2 separate regions of the Mus musculus genome follow, and region 1 is linked to region 2. Evidence: chromatin loops called from intact Hi-C (ENCODE). Cell type or tissue: left cerebral cortex. All regions are shown on one strand.

Region 1 (8,000 bases), 1.7 Mb before region 2:
AATGATAGATTTCAAAACATCAAAACAATATTTTGTGTTCTTTCATTTCAATTTTAAATTTTTATGTGTGCAAGTGCTTTGCTGCAATTAGGTATCAACACTCTCTGTGTGCCTGGTGCCAGAAGAGGTCAGAAGAGGGCATTGTATCCCCTGGAACTGGAGTTGTTGTGAGCCACAGTGTGGGTATTGGGAATTGAATCCAGGTCCTCTGCAAGAATAAATGCTCTTAACCACAGAGCCATTTTACCAGTCCCTTGTGTATCTTTTCTAAATACAATGCAATAAAACTACAACTCAAGAACCACAGAAGAACTTAACTTTTACAAATTTATGAGGTGCTACAGGCAATCAATGGCTGCTGAGAGGAAGAATCAGTCTTCTCCAGGTACAAATGCCCGGGTAGATTTCTCCAATCCCATGTTGTCAGCCCTAAATACCTATATACATACATATATATACATAAGCAACGCTGAATGGACCCAGATAGTTACACACACACACACACACACACACACACACACACACACACACACACAGAGGGAGAGAGAGAGAAAGAGAGAGAGAGAATTAAAGAAGCAATGAATCTGAGAGGAGGTGGAGTATGGTAGAAATTAGAGGCAGGTGAAGGAAGGGTAAAGATAATGGAAATATAGTGTTCACCAATGAACTGAGTAGATTGATTTTTAAAAGGCAAAAAAGACTTTCAGCTCAGAAAAAAAGAAAGACAACTCTACATTACAGGTAAAATGGGAGAGGTAATCATGAAGAGATAATCAAAAGGTTGTTGAGACTGCTATGAACAATTTATAATAATAATAATACTAAGAAAACCATAAAAAATACAGGTGCATTTCTGGATATAGACAAGTCAGTCAACAGGACTATGAAGACACAGAGAACTTGTACACACAAAGGAGTTGAGCTAGATTTTTAAGAAAGAAAAGCCAAAGGCTTCCCTGAAGAATTATGTCACATTCTTAGGAAGAGACAACACCCATTATTCTCCAATATTATAAAAAATGTGAAGAAGAAATCTTTCCATACACATTTCACAAAATTATTATCCTGATACAAAATTTCAGATAAAAACCCAACAAAAAAGCAAAGTGTATACCAATATTCCTGATAAACATAGAAGCAGAAATTCTAAGACAAAAAACAAAATCCAGTAAGCGGAATCCAACATTGCATAAGGCAAATGAGACAGTTGCCATTGTCAGATGTGATTGATCTTGGGGGAGCCAGGATGGATCAACAGAACCAGAAGTCAACAGCCATTGTTCATTGCATCAAAAAAAAAAAAATGAAGTATACAATCATAAACTCACAGAACCATCTCAATAGACACCAGAAAATAAGACATTAGATAAAATTTATCATCCCTTTAGGATTAAAAATTCCTGAAAAAAATTGTGTTGGATCTTGGGGATCCAAGTGTACTTAACTAGGATGAATCTGATCTACTGTCATATTATACCAGGTGATTATGGATCCTAGTGGGAGGAATATTGAAGACTCCAGACTTAAAGACTAGAGGATAGATACAACCTGGCGGTGTTGAGATATCACTGCATTGTGCCCATCAGTGTGGACATGTATTGCATGCTAAGCATTAGCAGAGTGGGTGGGTGCCTCTTTCCTATTAGTCCCAAGGTTCCAATGCCTTCAGCAGGATAGCTTTTTGGCCATTTACCAGCATCAAGCCGCTTGCCTCCTGGACCACATGTGGAAATCACTGATGGCTACACCTCACTGCCACCCTGGTCTGTCACTCAGGGTCTCCTGGCAGTGAAATGGCTATGTTGTGGAGATCCCAGGCAGGCTGGAACAGGCAAATCAATCCCTGGATGGAAGGAGATCAGCTGAAGACATGGACACAAAGCTGCACAGGGTCCTGTAGTAGGCTCTGAGCAGAAATCTCAATGCTTTCTTCCCTGAGTCCAAGTGAGGGAATAGACTTTCATTCACTTCCACGTAGACTCTGCAGCTCTCTGTTCAGTTCATGGCACCTGAGGAGGAACCTGAAAGCACTGAGTCCCTTCTGTAAGGTTAGATTTTCTTCAACACCTACTTTAATAGGAGTTCTTAAATGCTTTAACCTCCCTTCTAGCCCACCACCCACCAGAGGTAGTGAAAAAGAAAGGTTATTAGGACACTGGGGAAGTGGGCCCATTTAGAAGTGGTTCTTTGGGGTGATTCCAGTCTTCATTGATACGATATCAGCAGTTCAGTCTGTTAGCAAACCACCAAAAAAGAATCATCAGAAACAGCTCAACCTAGAATAAACCACTCGGCTTTTCAGATTGGTGCAAAGAAGCCGCTGGAATATCACAAGTTCTTTGGTGACTTACTCTCTACAAAGTCATGACTAGCAAAGATTAGCAACATAGTGCAAAGAGAACCGAAACGCCAGCCCTGTCCCACTGTCTTTGGTCATATTTACATTTTCTTTTCTAAACATACATGTCCTCTCACGAGTCTGCTTCAGCAAAATATCCTTTCACCTGTCTGCCCCAGCAAAACATCATTATGACCTAACTGAGTCTCCAGAAATTTCCACTTCACTCTCCCTACTCTATTCTGCTTAAGGAAACAACAGAAGCAGCCTGAAGACCCAAAACTAGCCTCAGAGAGGTCTGCAATTCCACCCCTCTCCATGCATAAGGCTGGGAGTCCTCCATGCTCCCAGAGCACACAAGGCTGGCAGTCCTCTGTGATCCCTGACCACATTCTTTCACGCTGTCACATCCCCATTTAAATCTCAGCAAACTGTACAGGAATTGTTCACATACACAAAGATGAAGCAAAGTGATCCTAACTTGTTTCCTATTTCCCAGAGGGGGGCATTAAAATGTTTTGTTTTTTTTTTTTTTTTGTTATCATGTGTATTTGTGAGAGTGTCACATGCATGCCCCAGCACAAATATGGTGGTCAGAGGATAACTGTGGAAGTCATTTCTTGTCTTCTACCATGCAACTGAACTCAGGCTGTCAGGATTTTTCAGCAAGCTTTTACCCACTGAGCCAGTCAGCCTAATACTGGGTACCCCTTTAATATATAATAAAATGAGAGAATGATCAGAGTTCACTAGCAGAGTACCATGTTCATCTCCACCAGAGACGGGGGCAGCTGAGTGAGGCAGTGCTAGCACCTGTGACTAACTACAAACAAGGAGGCTACTGCAAGAGTTCCCTGGACTACACACACAGACATATACATTGCATCCCCCCACAAGACACAGATAGAGGCCCCCATAAACACACAGCCACATGCACACACACACACACACACACACACACACACACACACACACAGAATCCCTCCCGCAAACACAGACAGCACACACACAGACATAAACACATAGACACATGCAAACACATGCAAACACACACAAACACACACACACAGCTTCACTCCCCCCACCACCACATCCACACACAGAGGCACATAACACCCATTCCCCCACACAGGTACATAGATAGCACATACGCATACACATAGACATACACAGAAACACACACAGCACCAATCCCCCACAGACACCCCCAACAGATACATAGACAGCACACACACAGAGACAGATAGACAGCACCTGTTCACACTCAGATAAATGGACAGCACCCTCTTATCCATACATAGACACACAGACAGCTCTTCTCACAGACAGACACACAGATAACAAACACACATAGAGCACATAGACAACACTTCCACACAGAGACACATAGACAACACTCCAACATAGAGACACATACATAGCACATGCACACCTGTACACACACATATATGCACACACACATGCACACTCACACATACCATCTGGGTGGACATTCCTCTCCACAGCTGGTTCAGTGAGGTGGACTCTACTTGTCAGATTTGTGTAATCACCGTTTTCCAAAGTAGCAAAAAACAAGACATCTGCTTCCAAAGCCCCATCCCCCACCCCGCTTTATCATTCCGACACCATGGCTGATTCTTGGCTACCTCCATTCTGTGTCCCATTGCTTCCCTGGAACCACAGAGCCCCTTGAGGTCCCAGCTGGGAGTCTGCCCGGGATCAGCTGCAGCTGCAGGAAATGAAGCCTTTGGTTCAGCAGATGGCACCCTTTGCTCTGAATCTGGAACAGCAGTGTCTGCCCACGCTCCTGAGAGACAAGGAACGACATTGCCTTCTGAGTTGATAGCACCAAAAAACGCTAACTGTCCCTCCTGGGCACCTTGCAAACACCACAGAGGAAACCATGTGACACCCGTTGGCCAGGTCAACCTCCCGGGATAAGACCCAGAAGTGCTCAGGCGGTGGAATAGCCCCTCCAGCAAAACACCTTCCAGAATGTTCTTTCAAGTTTCCTGTCTGCCAGCTTGCTCCTGTTTGTACTTGTCCTGTCGTGTGTCAGCCATGTTTAAGGACATTGTCTGAAGCAATGGCTCAATTATGTATTCTCAGGTGTGCCACCAGCCCGCATAAGACTAATTGTTTCTGCCTTGTTACCCATAGGAAACAATTATGATAAGAGTAACCAGTGTTTAAGATACAAACTAGATAGGCTTTCTGTTCAACTGAGTGAAGTCTCTGGTTCCCACTGCTCTGTTTGAGAGCATCTTCAGTTTGTGGTTTTTGTAGGGCTGGAGTCTGATTTTCTACTTCCCAGGAAGATTTCATGGTCAGCCAAGGTCATCTGACATTTTGCCCAGTCAGCCGTACTAGGCCTGTGGTCATACAGTGACTTCAGAAATGGATCGTCTACACTGAGTTCCCTTAGGAAGCCTGTGGGCACTCCTCTATGTGTGTCTATGTGTGCAAGAGGGTGCTTATGTGTGCAGTGCATGCTGGGACAAGGGAGCAAAGAGGGAGGGATAAAGAGCACCAGAAGATATGATTTCTGCTACTAAGCAATTACAGTTATGTGAGTAAGTCACTTTCTTTAATGAGAGTGATGTCACAGGACACGTCTCCAGTGTTTACCATAAACAGGTTTGTTACTTTGAATAATTCTTAGGCTTAATTACAATAAGTATTTGGATCATTTCCATTGTCAGTCTATGGGATTGGCATGTCAGTTCATAGAGACACCCACCATAAGTCTTCCATCACTGTGGGTAAAAAGAGCCACCTCTCTCCACAACCTTGTCCTCTAGTGCTCTCTGTAAGCAGAAAAAGAACCATAAACAGAACAGAAGACAAAAGGTTCTAACAGCCTTGGCCCATGTATTCTCTATGGCACTGCTCTGAGGATTTTCAGGTTCCCCTGCAAAGAGCAGCCCCTGATCCATTTCCTCTGTCCTGGGGTCTCTACCATGAGGGAGTGAGCTGCACCTCATGCAGATGTGCCCAGACCAGCCACCTCAAGGAGAGCTTCCTCCGGGCCCACTCAGTTGGCTCGCAGTATGTAAAATGGCTAGGGTTACGAAATTCACTAAAAATTGGCTTACATAAATCGATTAGAGGCAAGATCAGCTTCCTGGGTTTGCCTTAAGGGTTAATGGGAAGATTTTTTTTTTTTTTTTTTTTTTTTGGTCACCAGATCTCCCTGTAATTGTTTGGGAAATTTTCAGATTTCTGAAAATGCATCTTAGGGAGTCATTTTATGTGGAATTCTGGCATCAGATGGTTGCTAATTTACTTAAATTATCAATATGCTGCTCATGAAAACTGCTCATGATTCTGCCATGTATCCAATGGTGCCTCTTCCTGTTTCTTATCTCTCTCTTCCCACCTCTCTCTACTTCTCCCCTCCTTTATTTCCTCCTCTTTACTTTTCTCATTCTCTTCCTAACTCTCCTTTCTCTCCCTCTCCCTCCCTCCATAGCTCCCTCCCTTATCCATGTCTTAACAGCACATCTCACAATGTTCTGCTCATTTTATGAGCACTTAATTAAATCCAGGTACAGATGATTGATGGGAAAGAAAAACAGTTGGGTAAAGAATGTAGGAGGCTTGAAACTTTGGCACCGAGAACAAATTGGAGCCTAATTAACAAACAGGAAGAACTTGAAGTCGGGCTCGGTGTGGAAAGCATGCTCCAGTCATCTGAGAGAAAGAGAACACAAGCAAGCGCCTTAGCAGATGCACATCTGGAAGGGTGTGGCTTGCCTAGAAATGCCCAGCTTGGCCGGCCTTGAGAGCTAAAGAACAAAACCCTACTCTCTGAAGAGAGTATATATTTCAGAGACATCCATGGAGAAGAGAAGAGACTGTTCCAGAGCTGATAGCATCTCTATCTCTCTCTGTGGAGACGTCTCTAGGATGTTGCTTATGTAGGTCCAGGATGATGCTCAGTGGCGGGTTGGAGAGAAAATGAGCAAACTGCTGGCAGCAAGCCAAGAGCCCATATTAAGGCACATTAAGTGAATTAGATATGACACCCCCACCCCAGTGCAAACACACAAGCACATCACTCCATTCACAGACAATGTAAAACATGTCAGCATCCGGCTTTACAGCTTTCTAAAAGAGCCAGCTTCCTTTCCCCATGCCAACTAATTAGGAACATGGTGTCTCCCTGTTTTCACAGTGCCTCGGCGAGGTCAGAACAGAGGTAATACCCATCTTTCTCCGACAGCCACATCTTGGGGATTCTCTGAGAAGGACTCCAGGGCCAGCTTCTGCTTACTGATAACTACTCTTCCTTCCTGAGGCTCTGGGTACTCACAGAAAAAAAAAAACAGGAAGGCAGGTATGCTCTACCTAAAAGATACCACCAAGACCAGACCTACATGGTACATGCATGGATGTGCACAAACATGCACACACATGTACACACACACACACACACACACACACACACACACACACACACTTCCTCTTCGACCCAGTCTCTCCCCAAGACCAGAGTAACATGGACCCTTACTGCACTCTCTTGTGTAAAAGGAGGCCATACCCTAGAGCCCTGGATGAACAGTGAGAAAGGAGCCCAGCAGTCAATGCTGGAAGTCACCTTACTTTTCCTTTCTAACTGCCTAGAGGCAACTGCACCCTATTCCCAGAACCAGCAGTGAATGGAGCTGAAGGACCTGGCTTCCTTGCCTGTATGGTCCAGAGAATTATGTACAAAGACATGCTTTTGACTTTGATGGGCACTTATTGAGGATGTAGCAAGCAAAAGTAAAAACCAAAGAGCAAGTCACAGAAAGATGGAAGCATCAGAAGCGAACAAAACATCAGCTCTGGGGGTTTATAACCTACACCAAAGCTGCTTAGGGTAGCCTGAACATCATCAACATAGACACTCACAACACCAACCAGAATCCAAGTAAAGAAGAGGAAGTGGCTAGGTAGACTTCCACCCATTGGCTTGCTTCTCATTCCACAACAGGGATTTTTTTTTTTTACTGTGGGATAGGCATAAATAAGTCCAGTAGGAAAGTGTTTCTCTTCTGTCTGTTATCAAGGCTGTGACATTTTCAATGTCCTTAGATGTTTATTGTTTTCTCCTCTCTTCCCTGACCTAGGTTCAGAATACTTGCAGAACACAGAGCAATGCCTCCTGACCCCTTGAGTCCACTTTTCACTGAGCCAGGGAAACATCTGATGAATTACCAACAGAATGCCCACGACACTCCCACTATGTGCTGAGAAAAGCATGGCAAAAAGCCTTTGGACCTTGTTCCACACCAGAGTCGTTCTGTGTACTTGTGCAGGGACAGGCTGTGTGACCCAGGGCATTTCCTTCATCCCTCTGCAATGTGGCTCCCGTGGGCGGCTTCATGTCTGCACTGAAACTCCTAGTCTGTGGAACTCTTGGAAGGATTGCTTTTCATACTGTAGAAGTGTCTTCCCATGATGGCCTTTATTAATAGGGGATGGTACCTATCCACTTGTCATTGTTCAGTCACCTCCATCTGTTTGCTGTCCCCATGAAACTCACTAGTCTGAAGACAGGGAGGACCTATGCACACTGACCCTCAAGAGTTTATTGACACGCACTCACTTGAACCTGAGGGGAATGGCATACATAAACCAAGCAAAGAGAAGCAGGTGGTAGTTGTGGGCTAGGGAG
Region 2 (8,000 bases):
TGATCTGAGGCCCCCAACACATATACAGTAGAGAACTGTCGGGTCTGTGTTTAGTCAGAGAAGATGCACCTAACCCTCAAGAGACTGGAGGCTCCTTGGGGTTTAGAGATCTGGTGGGGTGGGGGTTTGGGAAGATGGGGACAGGAAGCCTGGGAGGAGGTATGGGATGTGGAAAAGTCAGAAGGTGGACTGGGAGGGGAAAAAAATCTAGAGTGTAAATAAATAAATGATTAAATAAAATTACCAAAAAGAAAAATGAAAAGAAAAGAAGAGAAAAGAAGAGAAAAGAAAAGGAAAGAAGAGAAGAGAAGAGAAGAGAAGAGAAGAGAAGAGAAGAGAAGAGAAGAGAAGAGAAAAGAAATCATTACAAGGCCAAAACATTAACAACAGCATGATACCAGCATACAAAGAGAGACCAACAGGATAGAATTGCAGCTCCAGATTCCCAATCACACAGCTACAACCATCTGATTCTTCACAAATATCCAAAAGTAAACAGGGAAATTCAGCCTCCTCAACAAGTAGTGTGGAGATGTCCGTCTTCACACACAGAAGGCTCTGCTCTCTCACCCTGTACAAACCCACCCCACCCCAGTGTATGACCGGAAACACCTAAACTCCTAAAGTAAAACAGGGAATACTCCAGAGTCCAGGAATGAACAACGACTCTAAACAGGACTCCAAACAGGAGCAAGAACTAGCCAGTGGGATCCCTCGGATGAAACGATCACTCACAACTACTAAAGCAGCGGCAGTTCTCAACCTGGAGATCACAACCCTGTGGGGGTCCAACGACCCTTTACAGGGGTTGCGTAGCCAACATCCTGCATATCAGATATATGTATTATGATTCATAACAATAGCAAAGTTACAATTACGAAGTAGCTACAAAAATAATGTTACGGTTGGGGGCCACCACATCATGAGGACATGTACTAAAGGGTCGCAGTTGTTAGGAAAATTGAGAGCCGCGGTTCTGCTCTAAGGGAAAAGCAGGCAAATGCTGGTAAAGAACTGGTGGGGTCATGAGCTGGAGCAGCCACTATGAACTCAGTGGAAGTAAGAGTTTGTCGTTCATGTGATCCTGCTGTGCCCTTCTGGGCATACAGCCAACGAGTGAAGATCAGCCTACCACACATACCTGCATGGGCAATCGCTGACTCATGCGGCCAATCCAGGCATCCATCAACAGATGAGGCTACAGAAAAGACTCAGTGGAGTTTCACTCAATCATGTAGCATGCAGTCAGGATGTCTGCAGGAAAATGTCTAAAGGTGGAGATCATAGCAACGCTAAGTGAAACAAGCCAGTCATCACAGACAGGCTCTCTGTCTTTTTGTATGTGCACATGTGCACATAACAGGAGTAACAAACGGATGTGAAGCAGGAGAGGAAAACCCTGTGAATGTGTAAGCGGAAGAGAGTGCGAGAAACAAACCCAGAAGAGGGTGGGTGTGCCACAGCGCTTTGTGTCACATGAGCGAAAGCTATAATGAAACCTCTCGCTCTGTACAGTCGCTGTGTGCTCATGAGAGACGCATTCACAGACACACACGCCTACAGCTGATTTTTGATAGGGCAGCAAAGACAGGGTAGGCATGTCAGGCTCATCTGTCAACAACAGGGTTCAATAAAACAGCTTCAAACTGTACCTGAAAGAACTTGCGAAAATTGACCCACTGGGGCCCAATATAACAATGAAATATAAAACTAGAAGGAAGTGTCAGATACTTTATGATATAGGTCTAGATTAAAATGCGATGTAAAAATTACAAGTCAGGGGCTGGGGCGATGGCTCAGTTGGGAAAGTGAGTGTCCTCGAGTCTGAGGACCAATGTTGTGATCTCCAGCACCATTCAGAAGTCAGGCATGGCGGCCCATCTGTAACATTAGCTCTGAGTGGTACTGGGAGGAGCGATGCTGGGGCCTCCTGTCAGCCAGTCTTGATATGGGTGAAGAGCAGGTTCTCTGAGACTCCAATTCATAAAAACAAATAGAAAGAGACAGAGGAAGACACCCAGGGTCTGACCTATACCCATTTACAAATACATGGAGACACTCACACACACACACACACACACACACACACACACGCACACACACACACACACACACGATCACATGCACACACACGCATGCACACACACAGTCACATACAGGGATACACACATGCACACATACATGCACATACACAGATACACACATGCACATGTGCATACAACATACAGAAATATACCCATATACATACACATGCCGACACATGCACATACACTCACATACAGAAACACACACTCACATACATACACATATGCACATTCACACACAAGTAGACACACAGATATAGATGCACACACATGCATGCACACACTCACATACAGATACACACACATGCACATGCACACACACGTAGACACACAGATGCAGATGCACACACTCACATACAGATACACTCACATACACAGATACACACATACATGGATGAACAGATACAGAGATACATACACACACACAGATAAACAGGATGACAGACACACCTACACACACACAATGTTAACCACAGCTTCATGGGCACTGGCAAACAGAATCTTGCACTTGGCCATGAGGACATGGGTGGGCATTTACTGTTCAAACGTGGATGGATATAAAATATCAAAATGAGGGCTCTGAGCAACAGGAGTTAGAGAAACAGGATGCTTATTTAATTAGTTGTAACAAGATGTTGCAACTCTACTTCAGTAGCTGTAAACACCCTGCATTCCCCCTGGAAAACATCAGGAGCTGAGGGAGAGGACTTAGCACGTAATGTGATTGGATCATACGTTTGTTTATTAGGCCCAGTCTCAGAAATGAGGATGTATGTCAATCAAAACCTAGCATTGAACAGGACATACTTTGCACATTTTCTGTTAAGGAGGCCTGTGATGGTTTGAGTATGCTTGACCCGAGGAGTAGCACTATTAGGAGATGTGCCCTTGTTGGAGCAGGCGTGGCCTTGTTGGAGGAAGTGTGTCACTGTGTGGGTGGGCTTTGAGTCACTCCTCCTAGCTGCCTGGAAGACTGGTCTTCTAGCATCCTTCAGAATAAGGTATGTTCCTTCTCCAGCGCCATGCCTCTCTGGATGCTGCCATGCTTCCTGCTGCGATGATAATGGACTGAAGCTCTAAACCTGTAAGCCAGCCCCAATTAAATGTCCTTTAAAAGGGTTGCCTTGGCCGTGGTGTCTCTTTACAGCAATGGGAAGACAAGGGCTCACTGAGACTTATTTTTCAAGTCCCGTTGAGATCTCTGTCTACCCCAGACCCTTCCTGAAGTGTTTATTTGTCCTTAGATTTCCATGACCCTCCCGTCTGCATGAAGGTTTTTTTTGTTACCTTTGAGTGATGGGCATAATTTATCAGAAGCTACGAGGACTGCTCGATACTGGGGAAATGCCCCTGCTCGCTGCTCGAGACATGGTTCTGCCCATTGGCACAATAGCTGTGTTGTTGGGGCTGCCTGGGTTTTGCCTGGAGTGATGTGTTTAATAAGGAGGAAGGCACTATCCGCATTTTAGTTTGTGTTTTAGGGACAAGTCTCAGGTGGCAGAGACTGTCTCAAATTCATATAGAGTCCAAGACTACAAAAGGCCCCTGTCTCCCCACCGACCCTACCCAAAGAAAAATAAAAACACAGAAAACTTAAGGCCAACGTTCTCCAGAGGAAGGACTTGCAGCGCATCTGGATTGTTTTAATTTTATTTTATTTTATTTTTTCCTGTTACCACTCCCCTTAAATAAATCTCAGGTTTAAGGAGGTTACTCAGGAGGTCAGATCCACTGTTCTGTCTTTGAAGTTGGGATTCCCCCGACTTCAGCAATGCTGTTCACGGTTCAGGTATGAGAAGGGTTTTAAGGGAACTTCACTCTAGAGACTTCTAGCTCTCAAGCGCAAGTTGCCTGCTCCGTAATCAGCTTTGCCATCTGACTGCTGTATCAGAAGGTATTCACTTAGCAGTAATTAAGAGGAAAAGCTGATTTTTATTGGTTCCAACTGTTAAAGAATGTTTGCCTCGCACCCTGGCAGCTGCGGTGCACCAACGGGGCAAAGGCTGTCTTCGGCTGCCACCTAGCGTCCGCCTTCGGAAGCACGGACACTGTTTCCCCTTCGCTGAGGCCAGCAAAGGGGTCTGTGAAATTCCCCGCTGCTCACAAAGGAAAAATGATTTCCCTAAAAGCCACAGTGCTTTTTAGAGACCTTGGCCGCGGTCCAATTTAGCTTTACAGTAGGGGGGAGAGGCAAGAAGAGAAATGAGCCGTTTGATTTTGTGTTGCTGAATGTATTTTAATAAAGATTTTGAATGCATGTTTTAAGTAAATTCCCAGGCGCTGCAGGGCAGCTGGACATCACGAGAGGAAGAGGAGCTAGTGTAATCCAGAGGAACCCAAGTCACAATTACAGCGTTCACTCTTTCCTCATTTACAGTTCATGAAGGAAGCAGTGCCGTCTCGCTTATTTCATTGTTCATCTGTCTTCTAAATTCGAGTATTAGAGCATCGAGCCACTCTGAGGACGAAAAAGAAAGCAGGCACGTTAGGAAAGCCCCCAAATGTTCTGAAGCACCAGGGAAACCAAACGATTGCTCCCAAACAGCCCGTGAAATTGTCACAATTACCTCCCGAAACCACAGGGTTCTCCACGTTATTTTTCTCTCTTCCCAGCTGACTCAGAAGGAAAAGATCCAGGGATCTCTCTCAATTTAAACTGCAGGGTGGGAGGAGGCTGTCCCGGCGTGGTGCAACTGCTCTGTGAAGGATCTAACTTCAAGGCACCCGTGGCCTGTGACCCGGAGAAGGAGTTTGCAAAGTCCTAAGCCTAATTTCCAAATTTTGCACTTGAGAAAGCGGAAGCTCTCAGGAGCTGAGCATCTCTGGGCGATTACACAGCTGGTTAGAGCCGGAGCAGGCTTCTCACTGGGGTGTGCTCTCCCCTTCACTGCCTTCTCTCAACTCAATATTAATATTTATGTGCCCTATGCATGAACATACTCTGCCACATCCTACAAGACAAACATACACCTTCTAGGAGTTGGAGGGAATACGTTCTCTCACACATGCACATAGAGGAAAGCAAAGCATCCCAGCTTATAAAACTGTCTGGATTTAGAACAGATCATATCTAAAGCACCATCATGATTTCTGTGTTCTAGAACCCGAGTGTTTTCAAGATGTTTGAACAGTTCAGGGACCTTTTGCTCTGGCAATAGATTCTTCACTACAAGTATAATATATATTTAATAATATTAATATATGACAAAGATTCAAGATTTATATATATATATATGTATATATATATATATATACATACACACACACACACACACACACACACAGAGAGAGAGAGAGAGAGAGAGAGAGAGAGAGGTATATACATCCATAGGGAAATTCAGACATTAGGGCAAATTATTAATTAAATGTTCTCCTGTGTTCTAATATTTTCCATAAGAATACATGTTTAAAGTCTGAACAATTTTAATAGTAAAAGTAATTGGTAATATTGTACTGAGCCAATCCTAGTCTACTATTACTATAATTTTATAACAGTTTAAAGTGTCTCAGAGTCTATCCCTGACTCCCCCCATGAACCGCTCTCTCTCTCTCTCTCTCTCTCTCTCTCTCTCTCTTTCCCTCTCGGCCATCTATCTCCCACACTGTTCTGGCAGCCTAGTCAGATGAGCTCTGGTACCTGCTGCTAAGGCTTCCATTTTCTCACAGGAAGTATTAGATTACAGAGAGCCTAAGATTGTGTGTGTGTGTGCGTATGTACACACACACACACACACACACATATATATACATATATATATATATATGTATATATATATATATAATGTATGTCTAAATATGGCACTTAAATTGGTTACAGAAAATTCATTTTCTTTTTCTTGGTACATTCTGCTGCTCTTCATTTTACAGTTGGCATTGTTAGATAAATCTCATGATTTCCTTGGATTTCTCCTATAATTTGGTAAACTCTACACTATAAAAATTTGGTATCTTTGTTTTTGGTATAACTGAATTTGGGGTGTGTCTTTATTGGGTCCTCTCTCTTGATTTTTCTAGGTTGAAATCGTCCTTCTCCCTCTGGTGGAACTAGCCAGCAGTGGCAAAGTCTCTTCCCACCAGTGTCATCACTGGGGATGGCTTAATGATGAGTTTTCAGGTCAGTGCTGAACTCACCAAAGCGCCACCCCCTGCCCCTCGCGCTAACTCAGTTTTACTGCAACTGGCCTTCATGAGGTCTCATTGGTCTGTGCTCACACGCGGCAGGCCCCGCCATTCCCATTGACCCCCCATTCCAACTCCCTCTCTCCACAGAACCCTTGGCTCAGAGACTTCTTTTTTTTCTTTCATTTTTTTATTAGATATTTTGTTCATTTACATTTCAAATGCTATCCCAAAAGTCCCCTATACCCTCCCCCGGCTCTGCTCCCCAACCCACCCACTCCTGCTTCCTGGCCCTGGCATTCCCCTGTACTGGGACATAGAATCTTCATAAGACCAAGGGCCTCTCATCCCATTGATGGTCGACTAGGCCATCCTCTGCTACATATGCAACTAGAGACACAAGCTGGGGGGTACTGGTTAATTCATATTGTTGTTCCTACTATAGGGTTGGATGCTCACAGTCATCTATTGGATGGAACAGGGCCCTGAATGAAGGAGCTAGAGAGAGTACCCAAGGAGCTAACGGGGTCTGCTCAGAGACTTCTTGTCTTTCCCTCTCACTCAGTCACCCACATTTCTGTCCCTTCTGTGACTTAGCTCAGCGCATGCTTCTGATATCATTGACTTTGAATTATAACCAGACAGCAAAGCCATGGACTGACTGACATGGGAGCCAGCCTATGTACATTAGATGACAAAGGTCTTCCTTTGTATGAGAAGTCCATCAGGGCTTCTCACTGTCAAGGCCTGAACTTCCTCCTAGGAAACAACTGTTGTGTGTGGCTTTGTGATTTAAGAGTGTCTTTATACGTATACATGGGGGGAACCCATGGCTCCAGCTGGATGTGTAGCAGAGGATTGCCTTATCGGGCATCAGTGGGAGGAGAGCCCCTTGGTCCTGTGGAGGCTCGATGATCGAGGGTAGGGGAATGCTAGGGCACTGAAGCAGGTGTGGGTGGGCAGATGGGAGAGCACCCTCATAGAGGCAGGGGGAGGAGGGAGTGGGTAGGGGATTTGAGGAGGGGAAACGGGGAAGCGGGATCACATTTGAAATGTAAGTAAATAAAGTGACCAGTAAAAACATAAATAAAAGAGTGTCTTTATAACTTTTAATTTAATGTCTTCTATAGAGAAACCAGAGTCTCATCCATATTCTTAATTCTCTACCTTCCAGAACTTTCTCAACCTTTGCTTAATTAGAGTTTTATGGCCTGAAGTGCACACTACCAGTCTTACACAGTATAGATTACACTCTCCCATTGACTTCAATTTTCTGTTGTGGCATTGTGATTTGTATTTGGTTCGTTCTGTCTGTGCAGGTCCTGTATGAGTTTCTGCCGTCTTTCAGCTGTGTGGCTTTGGTCTTTGGCTGCTGTTTCATTACTGAAGTAATTCACACTTCTATGCATTTTCTGGTTCTTGGTATTTGGAAGCCACGTCCTACCATTTTCTGTACTACTAGCAACTGAACCTAGGACCTTGCGCCATACTAGACAAATGCTCTACCACCAAACCACATGCCCAGCTCCTTTTAATTTTCATTTGGAGACGTGGCCTCCCCACATTGCCCAGGCTAGCTTTGAACTCACTCTGTAACCCAGACAGGCTATGAGTTTGCAATTCCTCTTCTTGCTGTGTGGATAGCTGAAATTGCAGGCCCATGCCACCAGGTTTTTGTCTTCTTTGACCATCTTTAAAGTATGAGTATGCTTGAGGCATATATATGCTGTGCTTATTGTCTATGTTGCAAACACACATGAAGGAAATACTGACTTACTTCCTGCTTGACAATACTAA

Evidence for each region. Peaks named below come from ENCODE experiments on the same cell type or tissue, not always from the same donor. Only the 100,000 strongest peaks of a DNase experiment are listed, where the experiment ranks them.
Region 1: it touches region 2 in a loop (5-fold over the local background); 2 of 42 quality-filtered maps call a loop at or near these places.

Annotation. Positions count from the first base shown.
Region 1 is chr13:72,765,471-72,773,470 of GRCm38, reverse strand. No RefSeq gene overlaps it. Among named protein-coding and RNA genes, the nearest start is that of D730050B12Rik, 47 kb to the left of the region's middle. In left cerebral cortex, a CTCF peak has its summit at 4,097 (motif pointing right); a DNase peak (open chromatin) is centred at 4,099.
Region 2 is chr13:71,101,516-71,109,515 of GRCm38, reverse strand. Gm40997 (a long non-coding RNA gene) reads left to right here and starts at 3,089. Exons shown (of 3, transcript XR_873655.1): 1 at 3,089-3,168; 2 at 6,099-6,198. It overlaps Mir466f-4 (microRNA 466f-4), which reads right to left and starts at 2,427; the gene lies at 2,307-2,427. In left cerebral cortex, a CTCF peak has its summit at 4,105 (motif pointing left); DNase peaks (open chromatin) are centred at 3,137, 4,117 and 4,654; H3K4me3 peaks cover 715 bases.